Regions from separate parts of the Mus musculus genome. Here region 1 is linked to region 2. The links are chromatin loops, found by intact Hi-C in ENCODE. Cell type or tissue: heart. All regions are shown on one strand.

The links. A loop is a pair of places that touch in the nucleus more often than their neighbours do. Peaks named below come from ENCODE experiments on the same cell type or tissue, not always from the same donor. Only the 100,000 strongest peaks of a DNase experiment are listed, where the experiment ranks them.
Region 1: a loop joins it to region 2, with 8 times the contacts of the local background. A loop is called at or near these places in 37 of 42 quality-filtered maps.

The regions. Positions count from the first base shown.
Region 1 is chrX:99,519,398-99,527,397 of GRCm38, forward strand. No RefSeq gene overlaps it. Among named protein-coding and RNA genes, the nearest start is that of Gm31155, 34 kb to the right of the region's middle. In heart, a CTCF peak has its summit at 3,648 (motif pointing left); no DNase peak of the experiment used is centred here; H3K27me3 peaks cover 4,616 bases.
Region 2 is chrX:99,130,652-99,138,651 of GRCm38, forward strand. Efnb1 (ephrin B1) reads left to right here and starts at 5,410. Exons shown (of 5, transcript NM_010110.5): 1 at 5,410-6,362. The coding sequence starts at 6,235. In heart, a CTCF peak has its summit at 4,392 (motif pointing right); DNase peaks (open chromatin) are centred at 4,410, 5,340 and 7,740; H3K4me3 peaks cover 3,552 bases; H3K27ac peaks cover 3,601 bases; H3K27me3 peaks cover 3,410 bases.

The DNA.
Region 1 (8,000 bases), 390 kb after region 2:
GAGCTTACTCCTTCAGGAAGACTTTGGAAGGGTGATCAAAGGACAGAATTGGGTGGTCTAGTGACCTTAAGGGTGACACAGCTGCTGGGAAGAAGAGTTCAGGACAGGCCTTTTTGGTCAGGCTGAACTATTATGCAAGGGGACAGCTGTCTCCAGGAAGAGTGAGACCTGAGACCTCTGTGCTCAGAGACATGGAAATGGAGGCTGTGTATGGGCAACCATGAGAGGCAATGTAAGAGAGCCAGTGACAGAGGATGGCGCCTCCTGCCTTCGTTGTCCCTTTTGTGGGTATGTATGTCTTTGTGGCAATTAATACAGACCCGAGGGATATTTGTCTTCTTGTCAACTCTCCTCACTGAAATATTTGTGCAAGTACTTAAAGCTAGAAACAAAACAAAAGGCTCGCGAGCAAGTCCAGGTTATAGTAAGAGGAGGGGAAAGAGAGGAAGAACGAGAAGAGGACCTCCAAAATGAGAAACGTATAAGAAACAGTCACAAGCAGAAAAGGAGGCACATATGCAGGGGCTGGGGGCACAGAGAAAGGGAAGATAGAGAAGGTTTCAGGGGCATCCAGGCCAGGAAGGAAGCTAGCAACAGAGACCACCCCCCAACTCCATTTGCTTCTGTCCTTGTCCCAGCAGTTGGGAGGCTTTGGGGATAGGAGTGGGGTTTTTTCTCTAGCTAATCATGGCCGTACAAGATGGGGGTAGTGGCGGCCCACTGTTCCTTCAGAGGCTAGGGAGGTGCCGGGGGCCAAAGAGGCTTGGGGGGGGGGGCAGGTAGTGACAGGAGTGAGGGTGGATGCGCTGCATGGGTGGGGGTGGAGGGAAGACCCATTGCTCTTCCTGAAAAGAAGGTAGAAGAGGCGTGGGGCCCACTGAGTGGGTGAGGGTGAAGTGCTCCTCAGGAGTGCGACAGGCAGGCAGCTTGTGAGCTGAGAGAGGGGCAGCTGCTGCCATCCTCAGATGGGGAACACATCCTCCCGAGCAAAAGAGAGAATCCTGCTGTGGTGCTTTAAATAGCCACGTGTTCTGACAAGGCTTATTCACACCTTCACATCAGACTCTTGTGCAGAGTTTTTTCCACATCTACGCAGTAATCTCCATGGTTCTGCAACTATATACTTATGCATTTATGCCTTCCACGGCTATGTACAGCCACATCCATATCTATAACTGTGTCTATGCCACTGCAGTTGTCGCTGTGCCTATATGATCTATATGAGACTGTCTCTGGCCATTGCTCTCTACCCAGTTAGGAGCAGCTTGGCATCCTAGGGGTCAGAGCCTCTGCTTTTTCAGATGTTTGGCTCCAAAGCCATAGTGTGGTTTCATGGGAGTTGTGCAGAACCTGCCTTCCCACTTTTCATTTCCCACAGATGAGTTACCCTTGCACGGCAGAAGCAACTGCTTTATCCTGCATCTGTGGTGATGAGGAAGACAAGAAAGCATGAAGAATACTAAGCTGGGAGTAGAGTGGGAAGAAAAGGAGCCCGGGATAGGAGAGCAATTAAGTAGTTGTAAACTTTAATTATGGGTGGCCCGGCACTGTCACCGACCTGCTGTGTGACCTAGGACAAAATCTTGCCTTTCTGGGCTTTGGTGTCCCCACCCATGCCATCGTTAAAGTCCTCCCAGAACTGATTCCTTCACAAGCTGACAGCTGCCAAACCTTTCAGATCCTGGCATCTTACCACTGGAGAGCTTTGAGAATAACAACCCAGTGTAGTCAGAGGGATAAGTGTCCATGCGGTGGTTCTGAACATGCACGCTGACCCTAATGATGGGCAGATGACATCTATCTGCTCCTTCGATGCCCCTTAGAGAAAGTGGGAGTGGTAATAATACTATAGGTATTGTACATACCTCATGCATTACTCTGTGCAGCATCTGGGTGGATGACCTGCTGCCCGTTACTAGCCACAAGTTACCATACCCACTGATTCCATGTTTTGCAAGAGATAGGTCAAGTGTCAGCATCATCAGAGGATGAAGGAACAAGAAGTAAAACATCCTCTCACATACCACTTGTTTTCTCTTCTAATGTTCCTTGGAACTTTTTGAGATAGTTTTTCTATTCCAGGTTGAACTGGAATTCCCTCTACAGGCAATCAAACAGTCCAGCTGCCTCAGAGGAGTTTCTTAGTGCACAGAGAGTTGGGAGTGGATGCTACTGTTTGGTTGGGTCCCTTCTCTGGGCTTCTGGCTGTGTCTACCAAAGACCCTACTTTAGGGCTGTCCTCCCCCCTGCTGATTAGGACATAGGTCCCTTGGCACACAACCCCTTCGTAAGACTTCCTTTCAAGGATTCTCTCCGACTCCAGGCCCAAGGTCCACAGGATGTCCCATTCCCCAGGGAGCCAGTGGAGCCTCCCATAGGGCTTGTAGGCTAAGCTTTTAAGCCAGATTTTTCTCTCAGACACACAGAGCCAACAAGCAGAGTTCAGGGCTCAAAGGTGGCAGCTATAGCCTCAGCTTTCGCAGAGCTAGCCTCAGCTTTTGCCTGGCTAGCGTTACCAGCCTGTGCTACCACAACTCTCTTACTACCGAGCACTTCTGACTTAGGCAGGCCCTCGGTGTTGTTTCCAAGTTTGTTTTGTCATGCTGAGAAAGGAACCCAGGGCCTCAAGTATGCTAAACAAGGGCCCTATCATCAACCACATTCCAAAATCCCAGAACTGTTTCAGATCCCCAGGAGCCTATGTGGCAGGTGCTCTCATTTCAATTGGATTTACACTCCAAAGCTAAGGCGAGAGGGAACCCAATAACACATTATCTCAAGGCACTTGCCGTGGCCTCCTTAATTCTGGGTTTGCGTTGATCCCCAGGCAGCCTTCAGGTCCCCTACAGATCTCTTCTGTGTCTCCAGGTCACCTAGTCTATACCCTCAGGCTCAAAGCCCAGGCCTCTTCTACTTTACGTCCCTCCCTCCCGCTCCCTGCCCCAAAGACAACCGAAGAGGCAGTCCCTTCCCCCTTCCTTATTGTTGACAGCTCCAGTGCCTTCCGAGTCAGCCTCTCCCGGAGGCTGATCCCGACTGGCCAACGGGTGTCTCTGCCTGCCCTTCTCCACCCCGGCTCCCACGTGGAGCCTCCTAGGCTTAGGCTGTCCCATTCACACAGAGCCTTCCCCCATTGTCCAGGCCTGTCACTCAAGCCTAGCATTAGCATTTCTAAAGCCATCTCTTAGACACCACTAAGGCCTAGTCGAAAAAGAAGATCACTTTGAAACACTCGCTTTGGAAAAAGAGCTTGCTAGACAGGAAAGCTTAGCTTTAGATTCAGTGTTCCAGGACTCAGTGTGTTCACTGTTGAAATGGGGAGAACCTCTCTTTTCCTCTCTAGACTTAGAACGCCAGAGCTTCCTAAATTCAGAGCAGTGAGGTAGAGTGGTACCTGGGGCCCCAGTAAAACTACTTGTAACTTCCCGGGGGTTTCTTGAGCTCTGTTATTCTGGATCCTCCATTCTCCACCCACATGCCAAAGAAGGCATGGAGTTTTGTCAAAACTGGTTTTCCCTGCCCTAACCCAAGCGGCCTTTGTTAGGGCCCTGGCAGGATGGGGCATGAATGGGGTGACTTCTTTGCCCTGGCATCTGCAACCCGCCTAACCAACTTGGGTGGAGAGACAGCGCCACCCAGTGGTAGCCTGGGCAGTAAGCCAATCTTTTCTGGGCTGGGTCCTTACAGACCTGGCTTCTGGGTGCTCCGCGGAGTTACCTCACCAGAGAAAACCTTTCAAAACTTGAGGAATTTTACTGGTATTGGTTTAGCTATGTCAGAACCAAAGCTAAGGAGAAACTCAGCTTAGCTCAGCTCAGCTCAGCTCAGTTCAGCTTTTGCCTTCATCCCTTGTGCCTCTCCCATCACACAGCTAGCTCCTTATCCCACTCACAAGGTTCTTGCTTCCACGGCAGGTTCTGTTGTTGCTAACTAGGCCTTTTCCGTCCTCTGCATCACTTTCCTTCATCTGTGAAAATGGTGGGCAGGATACTCCTTGGTAACCTTCTGTCCTTCCTGATGGGCTGGGGAAATAGGAAGTAGGGGGTTTTGTGGGCTGGAAGGAAGGAGGGTGTATGTTTGTGGTATAAGGCACTTCTCCAAGGCTACCACCACCACGGCGCCGGTCCTGTGCTGCCAGGCATTAACAAAGGCTGAGTCAGGACAGGAAAAACAGTTCTGAGACAACCCCATGTCTCCCGTGCCTGGAGACTCACAATCTGCTGAGCAGCCTGGTTGACCAGCAGAGAACTGGTGCTGCCCCTCCACACACCTTCTTTCTTTGCTTCAAAGCTCAATTTACATGTCCTTTCTGCCTCCTGCCTTCCCCACTTGCTTGTTTCACTGTAAGATGCAAGCCACCTGCTTCAAGACTGATAGAAAGAAAAAGGTGGCCATGGCGATCCCAGGCTCCAATTAAAGTCATCCCCACCCCATTCCACTCTGCAGCAAGGGAAATTTCTGTAGCAGGAAGCAACAGGAACCCATGAGGGGAGGGGGAAACTAGCTGTCAGCCCCAGCCATCTGAAGCACTCAGCAGATTTCCCTCCCTGGGGGCCTCCCTCTCAACAGACATCCCCCTGGGTCTCCTGGCATGTTTCTCTGGGGTCTTGCCTCTGTGCTAGAGAGGGGCAAGGGACTCCAGGCTCCCTTGCTTTGGGTGAGAAGAGGCATTTGTGCCTAGAAATGTTTTTTTTTTCTGTCTAGAGTTCACATAAGAGTCCAGAAATATGGAGCTAATGGATACAACCGAGGAGCCTGGAGATGGGGGGTTGAGTGCTTAGTGATGAAGCTGCCTACCCAAGAGCTGAGAACAGCTGGCACCAGAGCTCAGCAGCACCAAGGTCAGGGCTCTGCAGCCCCTTGCTCCGAGTTCCCACAGCTCAGGAGCAATAGTCTGTGTGTGGGGTGCTGTGTTTAAGAGGAGCCCCCATCAGAACAGCTCTCCTCCGCCTGTTATTGTTTGGAATGATATATGAGGCTCTGCCCAGAGAAAGTAGTGTGCAACTAAAAACATGTTGTAGCTTAGTGTACACAAGATCCTGGATTTAATCCCCGGTCCTGGCCAAAAAAAAAAAAAAAAAAAAAAAAAAAAAAAGAAAAAGAAAAAGAAAATAAAAAGGAAAGAAAGAAAGAAAGAAAGAAGAGAAAAAAAAGAAAGAAAAAAGAAAAGAGAAAACCATGGGGCTTTAAAGGCACAGATGTAAGTCATTCCTACATCTTACAAACAGGGAAACTGAGGCCAGAAAAGTAAATTAAGATGCCCAGGCACATGGAATAGGGCTGTATACCCACAATGTCTGAAATAAACACTTATAAGAAGAGCAGGCGGAAGCTGGCTAAGTCAGTAGATGCACTTACTGTCAAGTCTGAGGACTGAGGTCGGATCTTAAGGCCCCACGAGGTGGAGGGAGAAAACTGAACTCCGGGATGTCCTCTGACATCCACCTGCAGACTCCCACCGATATACACATTCATAAATACATACATGAACAGGAAAAAAGGAGATTTTTAAAAAGAGCAATTGAATTCCGTGAAATGTTCAAATAATGTTATAAATCAAATTCTTCTTCAATTTATATATAATCATGCATTCCATAAGACCTGTCACCTTCTTTGGGGGGTGGCAGTAATTTGTGACATGTTTGCAAGCCATCTTCCTGGCTGGTCTGATATTTGCTGTGTGGCCCAGGCTGGCCTGGAAAACATAGCAGTTCTCTTGCTTCAACCTCCCAAGTGCTAGGATCACAACTGTATACCACCACACCTAACAAGATCTTAGCCTGTCTGATAAGATGTCACCTAAGCAACATTAAAGAAATTTGCTGAAATGTTGGGTGTGATCTAAAAACATAATAAACTCGAGTATAAGCAAAGGGTTTGTTGAAATGGACTAAACTGCTTTCACCTGTTGTTCAAGCCAGGGTGCATGCATCACAGTGGTGATGGCGGTGGTGGTGGGAGTGGTTGGTGGTAGGTGTTGGCTGCTGCTGTTGCTACTGCTATCATTGCTGTGAATGTCTGGGTTATTTTCCATCATGGGTTTCACATTGGCTTCACTAATGTTTGATATGAAGTGGAAATAGGAAAAGCCTTCTGCTGCTTTGAGGTTGAGATATGCAAGATGCAGTTATAAACACAAAGGAGTATTCCCACTTTAACAGACTCCTCATTGTCCCCAAACTCCTGGCAGGTGCTGGGGAACTTTGGCCTTCCCTTAGCTCTCCTGGAACTGGCTTGTATCACAGAGCAACATTCAGATACACTGGAGCATGGATTCCTGCTTTTCCTCATGAATTTTGCCTCTAGGAATGCTTTTATCCAGGGCTGCTTTCTCTCTCTCATCATGGGCAGGCTATCAGAAAGATAATCTTGCCAAGCCATGGTAGAACATACATGTCATCTTAATACTTAGGCTGCTGAGACAGGAGACTCACCATGGGTCTAAAACCAGCTAGGAAATTCCAAGTCAGCCTGAGCTACATAATGAAAGCCCATCTCTAAAGCCAAATAAACAGAATAAGCAGAACCTAACGGCCTAAGCAGCTTGGGTAAGGTACAATGACAGAAACAAGCCACCAACAGAACAGTGTGATTCAAAGGCAAACAGAAGGAATCAGTGGGCTAGGCACAGGTTGGCATTATCCCTGTTCCTTTTTAACCTGCTCTCCGTCATACCTTCCTGTGCCCTTAGCAGGCTGACTAGGTGGCTGTCTGATACTAACTTCACTCAATGTGGCTCTAGCAAGCCCCTTTGCTTTCGGAGCCTCAGTTTCTTTATCTGTGAGAAGGAGGACTAATGAAGTCACAATAGCAATCAGCCCCGGAATGGGGAAAAGCATTTAGTGATCACCTAGCAGATAAGATTCTAGTGCTTGGAATGTATGAAACACTCCAACAATTCAAGAATAAAAAGATGATTCAACCTTTCAAAATGAGCAAGAATAATTTGGAGAAATAAGTTCTTTCTGAAGAAGCAGTTTAAATTTCCATTAACAGGGAAAGTTGTTCATCTTCATAGTCATTAAGGAAATGCAATTCAAAACTACAGTAAGGGAACAGTAAGGGACCAGTAAGATGAATTTGTGGGGGAAAGCTGTGGCATTGTCTGTCATCCTGACAACCTGAAGTTCATCCCTGGAACCCATATGGACACACACATGCACACACACACACACACACACACACACACACACACACACAGAGAGAGAGAGAGAGAGAGAGAGAGAGAGAGAGAGAGAGAGAAACAGCAACAACAAAACTACTGTTGAGATTCCACCTCACATTCATCGGCATGCTAGAATAAAATAAAAATCAAAACCCAGAAAACAGTAACTGTTGTCAAAGATGTAGTTTTTTTTAAAGAACCTTTGTGTATTATTAGTAGAAATATGGAACAGTCCAGTTGGCGTGGAAAACAATGCTAACATGCTGGGATGCACCTGCAATTCCAAAACAGTCAGAAGGATTGCAAGTGTAAGACCAGCACTGGCTACATACTGAAATCCTGTCTCCATCAACTAAGAGGGGGCAGAGCCTGTGAGTTCAGCACTGGTGAGGCAGAGGCAGGTGGGCCTTCATGAGCTCAAGGCCACTGCACCCTCTATTTCCTAATCCCCCACCCCCATGTACAAACTGAGTTCTAGCTCAGCCAGAGCTACACAGTGAGACCTAGTCTCCAAAAAAAAAAAAAAAAAAATCAAGAGGGGCTGGAGTGATGGTTCAGCAGTTAAGAGCACTGGCTGCTCTACCAGAGGACTGGCTTTGGTTTCCAGTACCCACATGGTGACTAACAACAGTCTGTAACTCCAGTTCCAGGAAATTCGATGCTCTTTTCTGGCCTCTGCAGAAACTGGACACACATGGTTCAGAATCATACATAGGAAAGATACTCAGACAGATAAAAATTTTGAAAATTAAAATAAAAAGACAAAACAAATTGTAAAAAACCTGAAGTTACCACATTGCCATTGCTTTATTTAAATTTCCATGGTTAAAACGCC
Region 2 (8,000 bases):
GAGCAGTCAGCATTTGAGCCTGACCTCCTTAGGCAGTTTTGGGGAGGTAGAGGCCTGGCTTAAGTGGAAGAGATTAAAGGTCTAGGATGTCACTGGGGTCTTATGGGAAGTAGATGGAGGTAGGACTGTGGCATAAAGCCCACCTAAGCTAAGTTCTTAGCAGGGAGAGGAGGTTTCAGTACCAGCCATGTTGTCTGAATTGACTCAAGGATAGGAGGGGACAGACAGTGGGCCAGAGTACTATTATCTGCCAGGAGTTCTCTGGAAAGATAGATTCAGACCTTTATCTGTCCAAAGATGTCCCCTGCATCTCGTGACCTGTCTCCCACAGGGCTAAGGTTATCAGTGAAGAAAACATAGACTCTGACCCTTTAGCCTGTTTACGGGAGTGTGAGGCAGGAAATCAGTACATAGGCTTATGAGGGCTTAGATCTTCCAGACAGCCGCATCTCCTCGGAATGTTCCATTGCTCAATCCGGGTTGTTCCTCCACAGCAACTTTACTCTGTAAACACAGAGCCTGGTGCGTCCGGGGTTTTCTCCGATGTTTTTCTCCGGTCTGGGCAAAGGTGCTGTTTCTCCAGGCATCAGTGCCCTCCCCCATCTAAGATAGGGAACCAGGCTGGGGTCAGTGATAAGTGGGGACAGCTGCTGTTCCCTTCGCCTGAATTCCTGAGCCCTAGACAGTGATGAATAACCTCGCCCCTCCTTGTACATTCTCCAGGTAACCAGAGTGAGGGAGCGACAGGTGGCCTGGGCCAGACTGCTCCAGGCTCCCCTTGCACCTGGGTTACGTCTTGTAGCATCAGAGAGAAGCCAGGACAGAGGACCTTGTAGAGGGAGCTGAGACCAGCTCAACAAAACACAAGAGGGCTGAGATGCCAGGGGGTGGTGCCTTAGAAAAGCCCTGGCCCCTAGCTGCAGGCCAGAACCTCACCCACCTACTAGGCTCTGGCTCTCCTAAGCTCTCAGTCCTATGCTCTCATTTTCCAAGCTCTCTTGGGTTAAGCCATTTGCCTGAACAGGGCCTACAGACTTGTTGCAGGTGCTAGGAATCCAGGATGGGATCAAAGGGTCATGAGACAGTAGAGAGACACAGGGAGGGAGAGAGACTGGGCTTGGTGGAGTTCTTCTCATTGCAGACACTATCAGCCTGACCAGAACTGGGCTGTCACCTGACAGATCAAGGTGATCTCAGTGCAAACACCCATAAAGCAGGCATGCAGCTGGAGCAGGAATAGGGAGGAGATAGGGAGAAAGAATGGCTGAACCTTTGGCCTTAGAGATCACCCCCACATTGCCTGGCCGCCGTTGTGAAACACCCTTCCGAAGCATAGGGCTCTGCAGTATAGCTCTAGGGTCCTGGAACAGATGTAGGGGTCGGGGGAGGGAGAGTAGGGTAAGCTCTCTCCATCCTATCCTCTCCCTGAGCCAGACCTAGAGACAGTCATTTTGGGGAAAGCCAAGGCATTCACTGGAGGCGGGAAGTTAGCTTGGGCCCAACCTGGAAATCAGCTGCCCTCCTTTAGGAGGCTTGGGAAGTGCTCATGGGTGAGGCTAAGCTTCTTAGAGACCATTCCGACTAAAGATGGCAGAGCAGAGGACAGGGTGCCACTGCAGTGAACTCAAAGCCTCGGGCTTTTTATGTTTGAAGCAGGGCAGTGCATAATGTCAGGGATGTCGCAAGCACTAAACAAAGGTGTTGCAGCACCACATGAAAGCAGTCGCCTACTGGTTCTGGCTTCCAGGGTGCACTGGGCTAACGAAGGGGGTTCTTCTTTGCCTGGAGGGAGTGGTATGTACAACTATAGGAGGGGCAGAAAGGGGGCACAGAGATAATTGTTGAGAGATCAGAGGGTGGCCAGCATCACTGGGTTCACCAGTTGGCATGGCATCAAGGGTCAGAATTCTTGCTCCTTGCTCCTTTCTTTGCTTTTCCAGGTGTTGCCTCTGGCTGGTCTTGGTGGCTCAGCAAAAACACCACTCCTCAGCCCAGAGCCTTGTGATAGAACAGAGAGCTGTGAGGAGAAAGTCAAGTTGTTTGTCCAGATGGCCTGACTTCTCTGCCTCCTGGCAGTGTGGCCTTGGGCGAATAGTTTCACTGCTCTGTGCATAGAGTATAAGGCAGGCAGAGAGAGGTCAAGGACGTGAGTCACAGAAGCAAAGGTCGCCTTCTCATCTCCATAGGGACCGTGAACATGAGAAATGGAGGCTTAGACTCTAGGTTCCGTAAGGCCAGAACCTCTCCTTGCCCAGCCAGTGCTCGACAAAGGTGGGGAGGGGTCTGGTTTGCATGTGAATGTGGACATGTGTGTGAAACTAGAGGGGATTGGAAAATGTATGTGCAGCACACAAAACTTGTGTGAACTGGTACGAATGTGTGTCACTAGGGATGAGAGTGTCTTCCTGGGAGGCTCTATGGAAGAATAAGAGTTTCCATTTAGTAAGCTCTGTGGTAGGCCAGGTATGAGGCCGAGCCTAGGCGGGCACATTATCTCATTAAATACTCCCAGGAAGCTGAGAAGGAGGAATGACCGCCAGGCCACAGAACACTAACAGGCCCTTCAGAGGTGAGGGGATTTGCCCAAGTCCCTGAAAGCTAGCCTCTCTTCCCGTTTATGAGTGTGGGCAGCTGGGCCCAAAAAAGGCACAGCTCGTGTTTGTGTGTGTGTGTGTGTGTGTGTGTGTGTGTGTGTGTGTGTGGTGTCTACACATGGTGCCCAGAGCCTGAAGTTTCCTGTGGCTACTATATGTTTTTTTTTTAACACACTTAGGTAGGCCTGAGGCCTCACAATGCTTGACACTCCTGTGGTCAAGGGGTCTTTACACCACTTGTAAAGTGTGTGTTGACACAATGACCTGACAGTCTGTGGGCTAGTAAGTGCTTAGATAGAAGAATGGTCACATCCCCCACGGATCCTGCCTTCCTCTCAGGCTCCTCTAGAGAATTATCTTTTTCCCCTCAGTCGGGGAACCTGGATCTCTCTCTATAACTGAGAACCTCCTAGGGTCAGGCTGGGGTGGGAAATTTCTCAGCTGCGGGCCCTGATCGAAGCAGAGAGTGCACATCTAGTCTAACCCTGCTCCTGAGGCCCCTGTAGCTAGTGTGGCCAGGCTGAGGCAGAGGGGCCGTGGCATGACCAGAGATGAGCAGTGTGTGGAACAAGTCTGGACCTAAGAGACCTATCTTCATCTTCCACTGTCCCCTTTGCCCAGAATTAGATGTTGGCACTCAGAAAATACCTCTGTCTTCCTGTTTCCCAAGTCTGGTAGCTCCCATTTAGTGTCCTCTGGAGGGGCACAAGGCATGTTGGCCATGAAAAGGAAAACTCTGGGGCCAACCTGGGATAGTGACCCTGTCTGAGAAGCACTTTGCTCTATGGCCAAAATTAATGACCCTTCCTAGGATTAGTGACCTTCTGAGACCTGCGAATGAGGAGCAGTGATCTGGCCATCCTGGGGGCTGTGGTTTTCCAGGAACCTCGAAGCTTGTAATTTACAATAAGCCAAGAGAGTGAGTATGCATGGAGCATCTGCAAGTGGGTCCATCTGTATAGTACAAGGAATGGCTGTAAAATTGGGGACAGAGACACCAGGAACGACCCCAGGGATAGGTCAGGATATGTCAATCGTGAGCCTTAGTTTCCCTCTTTAAGTAAAAATGGGGATAGCAGAACTGATTTCAAAGGATGGTGAAAGAAAATCATCCGCAGTGGTCCGTGATGCCTTGTAGGGACTTTGTAAGCAGCTGGCTGCTTTCTAGATTCACATCTGGAAGTCCTTTGATGGCAGGGGTCTCAGGTGGACTGCTGGTGTGTCTTTCTACCTTATTTGTATCTCTCCTTGTTCTGCTTGCATCCCAGTGCAGAGTCCAATTGGGAAAACAAAGGCCCTAGAGTGTGTACCCAGAGCCATTGAATGTTGCAAGGTCTCTGGCTCCAAAGGTGGGAGAACCCCACATAGATGCCCCCACTAGAACGACAGAGATGATTAGATGATGCAGTGAAGGACTCAAGAATGGACATGGAACTCATAAATGGCAAAGCCCCTAAAGGATGGGGCTCAGACCGTTATCTCCATAGAGAAGCAACAAGAAGGAACTGGAATTTGGTTCTTTGGTCCTTCTTACCTTGCCTAGTAAGTCTAAAGTTAGAACCCGATTCATTACAAAAAGAAAAGAGGAGGCAGCGAGGAGGAGAAAAAGGAGGGGCGCGAATATAGGAAGCCTTTCTAACCTTTGAAGTCCCCAAGCCCAGATCTTTCCCACCTTTCTTACATGAGTGGCCAGTGGCCGGCTCTTGCTACTGCCATGCCTACCTCTGAGCGCTTTGAGTGCCAGACTTGCTCAGCAGGCTCTAGGTGGGAGGCCTCCGCTTATCCCGGGAGCCCGCAAGTCTATAGAAGGCCAGCAGGGGGAGACATTAGCACGTGGGTACGTCCGCTGGGACCTGAGAAAAGCGAGTAGGTCAGACCGGGAGGGTCTGAGCTATGGGATTGAGCCAAATTATAAGCAAAGAGACAAGGAGGGGCGGAGAGAATGGGCCAGTGCTGGGAGACAAAGACCCAGATGGTGAGGCCGAGGCCGGGAAAGGCTGGAGTCCGGAATCTCAGGGCCCAGATGCCTGCTTTTGCTCTTTCAAAAGGCTTCTCTTCTGCTCCTTTCTCCCCTGTCCTAGAGCTTTCTGTACAGTTTGTGACCTCTCGTCCCTACTTGCCTGCTCCTGGCCCTTTCGTATGCCTTCAGACAGGACTGACTAAATCTGTGTGCCTGGAGTTTGGGGTGGAGGGTCTCAAAGGGCTCGCTCTCGAAGATGAAAATTTTAAAGGCTTGGTTCACTAGATGCAAATAAATTCCTCCTCCCCTTTGGACACAATACTTTTTCTGAGTCTCCACTGCCCATAGCTCTAACCTCTAATAGTCTAATAGACTCTTGTCGTGGTCAATGCAAAAAAGGAGTGCATTACGAGGACAGGAAGACGGGGTCCAACAGAGTGTAGGTAGTGACTGGACTGGGAGCAGGCAGGCTGACAGAAGTGGGCACCGAGTGGGATTCTGGGGCTGGTACGCGAGTATGCGCATGTGGGGTGTGTTTGTGTGTATAAAAAGAACACAAGGACGGTGCTTTCTGGAGGTACTTGGGACAGGGTTTGTCTGCTCTAGGTCAGTGGGCCGGGTGCTGACCGGGTGTGCATGAGAGCAGGCCAGCAGCTTTTGGGAAGCGCCAACTTCCCTAGAACTCCCTGGGAACCAGACTAAGCGGGACAGAGGCATAACCGCAAGAGCCGCACATTCAGATTCGTGCCATCGAGAGAGCAGCGTCCTTATGAGCTCCCCGAAGCCCCACCCCTTCCTGCTCTGTGGGCGTGGTATGGGGCAAGGACCCCGTCACAGAGCTTTCTATTGGTTCGAAGGAGCAGGGTTGGCCTTGTGCTCGCCTGAGCAGGAGAGTAGAAAGCTCAGCGGCAGCGGAGGGAGTCTATGCGCGCTGGACAGCAGTGGGGGGTGTGTGTGATTCGCACTGACTGCAGACACTCGGGCTCAATCGCCGGGGATTAAGGACTTGGCGACCGGGCTGCCGGGCTACCCGGCCGAGGCTTCAGAGGTGCAAATCGACGGGACTGATTTGCTCGGCAGGGCCGTACTAGCCTTTTAAGTATACTGAGAAGGGCCGGTGCTAAAGTAGAAGCTGTCGTGGGACGCGCCGGCGCGGAGTCCCACTGTGGCCCGGAGGAACGGAGTCCGTGTTAGGGGGACCCAGTCGGGAGCCTGGGGACCGAGCTCGCATTGTTGGGAGACAACCCGCCTCTTCTTCCCAGAGGCGTCAATCCCAGGACGGTCGAGGCGTCGGGGCAGCCACTGAGCGCTCTTCAGGGAGACCCGATCGGGGAGAGGACTTGCAGTCTCAAACAATCTGGGAGAGCCGAGCGGAATCCGGCGGGATCACTCGGGGGCGGCGAGCCCCCGTCGCGCCTCGTGCGGCGGAGAGGCCAGGGAAGAAAGTCCTCGGAGGCCGCAGCCCATGCGCGGGTTGGGGACGCCTGCCCAGTGAGTCCTCCTGGCCAGCCGGGCGAAGGAGAGCGACCCCGAGGCCAGCGGGAGGGGAGTGCTTCAAGGCCGGCGGCTGCGGAGGATGGGCGCCTGAGTGGCTCCGAGCGCTGCGCGGCACGGGCAGGCGAGGCGAGCTTTGCTGAGGAGGCGCTAGGGGATCCTGAAGTGCATTCTGCCCCGGGGAAAATGGCCCGGCCTGGGCAGCGTTGGCTCAGCAAGTGGCTTGTGGCTATGGTCGTGCTGACGCTGTGCCGGCTTGCCACGCCGTTGGCCAAGAACCTGGAGCCCGTGTCCTGGAGCTCTCTTAACCCTAAGTGAGTAACTTATCTACTCTGGTCCCTGGGGGTGGGAGGCACTTCTTCGGGGTGAGGTCGTGCACCCCCAAGTGCGTGGGGGGGGTTGTCCGTAGGAGGTGCGGCGCCCTATTTTATATCTGGCCTTTTCTAGTGTTTTCTTGCGGGCAGTCGGGGTAGGGTGCGGAAGGGTGGGGTGGGGGCACTTAGCTGCGTTTCGATCCTTCGGTTTGGCCCTACTCTCAAGTCCGGATCGCGTCTGTTGGTCACACCAGGCAGATATAGAATGTCTGGGCGCTCCAGAGCGCACCCGAGAGCTGGGTGGGGGCGAGTAAGCAGCCCACTCCAGGGCCTCTGGGAACGTGGTGGTTTTCACTCACAGCCACTCCAGGGGTGAGATCGACCTGAGCAAGGGACCAGGCCAGAACACAGGTTCCTCATTTGCTTAGGTGTCAGGGCGGCTCAGGACCTAGCGCCCCGGGGCGAGTGGCAGCATCTGTATATCTTCTCCAGCTTCTCCCATTTTCATTTGTCTTTCTTCCCTGTCTGTTTGCCTCCCTGTCTTTCTCTTTGCCGTCTCTTCTTGCACACTCCCCCCCCCCCCCCATTTCTCTCTGCCGGGGAGGTAGAAAGGCGGGCGCTGCTTCCAGGCTCACAAAGGCGGCGGGTGGAGAAGGGCGGAGTGGAAGAGGGTTTGTTTGAGAAGGGGGTTCGATCCAGTGCCCGTCGGGGGTCCAGTTGAGCTAGGCACCAGAGCTTCTAGAGCTATCAGGGCTGAGAATGGTAGTGGAGCCAGCGAGGGAGGTGGGTGGGGAACGTGTGATTCCTGTCCAGGCAGGTCCAACCCCCCCCCCCCCAAGGACTGGAGAGCCATGCTTAGATTTCTCCTATGGTTGGGGGTAGTGATATAAAGGAGGCCCTTTTCTTTCTTCTCCTTCTCCTTCCTAACTCTGCCCCCTCCCATCTCTAAACAACACACACCTTTCAGGGCGGTGGCTCAGTGGTTTCTGGGCTGTTGGTGGGGAGTAGCTTAGGCTGTTGTGACCTCTGGACCTTTTTCTCTTTTGGCATCTAGGACTCACCGTGGAACTCAGGGTTGTAATCTCTCTTCTCATTTTCTGGCAGTCCAGTTGTGGACAACACAGTTAGTGGAAACCTGGGAGGGGGAGGGGGAGGCGCTTGACCTGTTCCCAGATTCCTGTTTCTGGAATTTCCTCCTGTCCACTCTTGTGGGCTCTCTGCTAACTTCCTAGGTTCTTGCCTGCCTTAGCCCCTCGAGTCCCAGGGATGAAAGTGAGAGAAGAGGTCTTCTTGTTTTCTCCTTGGGTTAAGGTAGGATCCCATTACTGATCCTTGGCTAAAGTAGGGTCAGGATAGAGGTTTTTGCCTCTGTACAAGGAAAGGGGCTGACTGGCCAGGATTTCTACCTTACTCAGAAGCCTGTTTGGTCACCGTGCCTTCACTGCTGGGGCTCAAATGGTTTGGGGGAACCCTCTAGACTGTTAAGCCCATGGGAAGAGCTTGTGAAGTGCCCAGTTCTTCGATGTAAGGGTGAAGGCTGGAAGTGCTCTTTAGCTAGGGGACTTGCAATCCCCCTAGGGTAGCCTGTCCCAGGAGCTCATGGGAGTGACCTAATTGCTCTCTTGGGTCTAGATACCG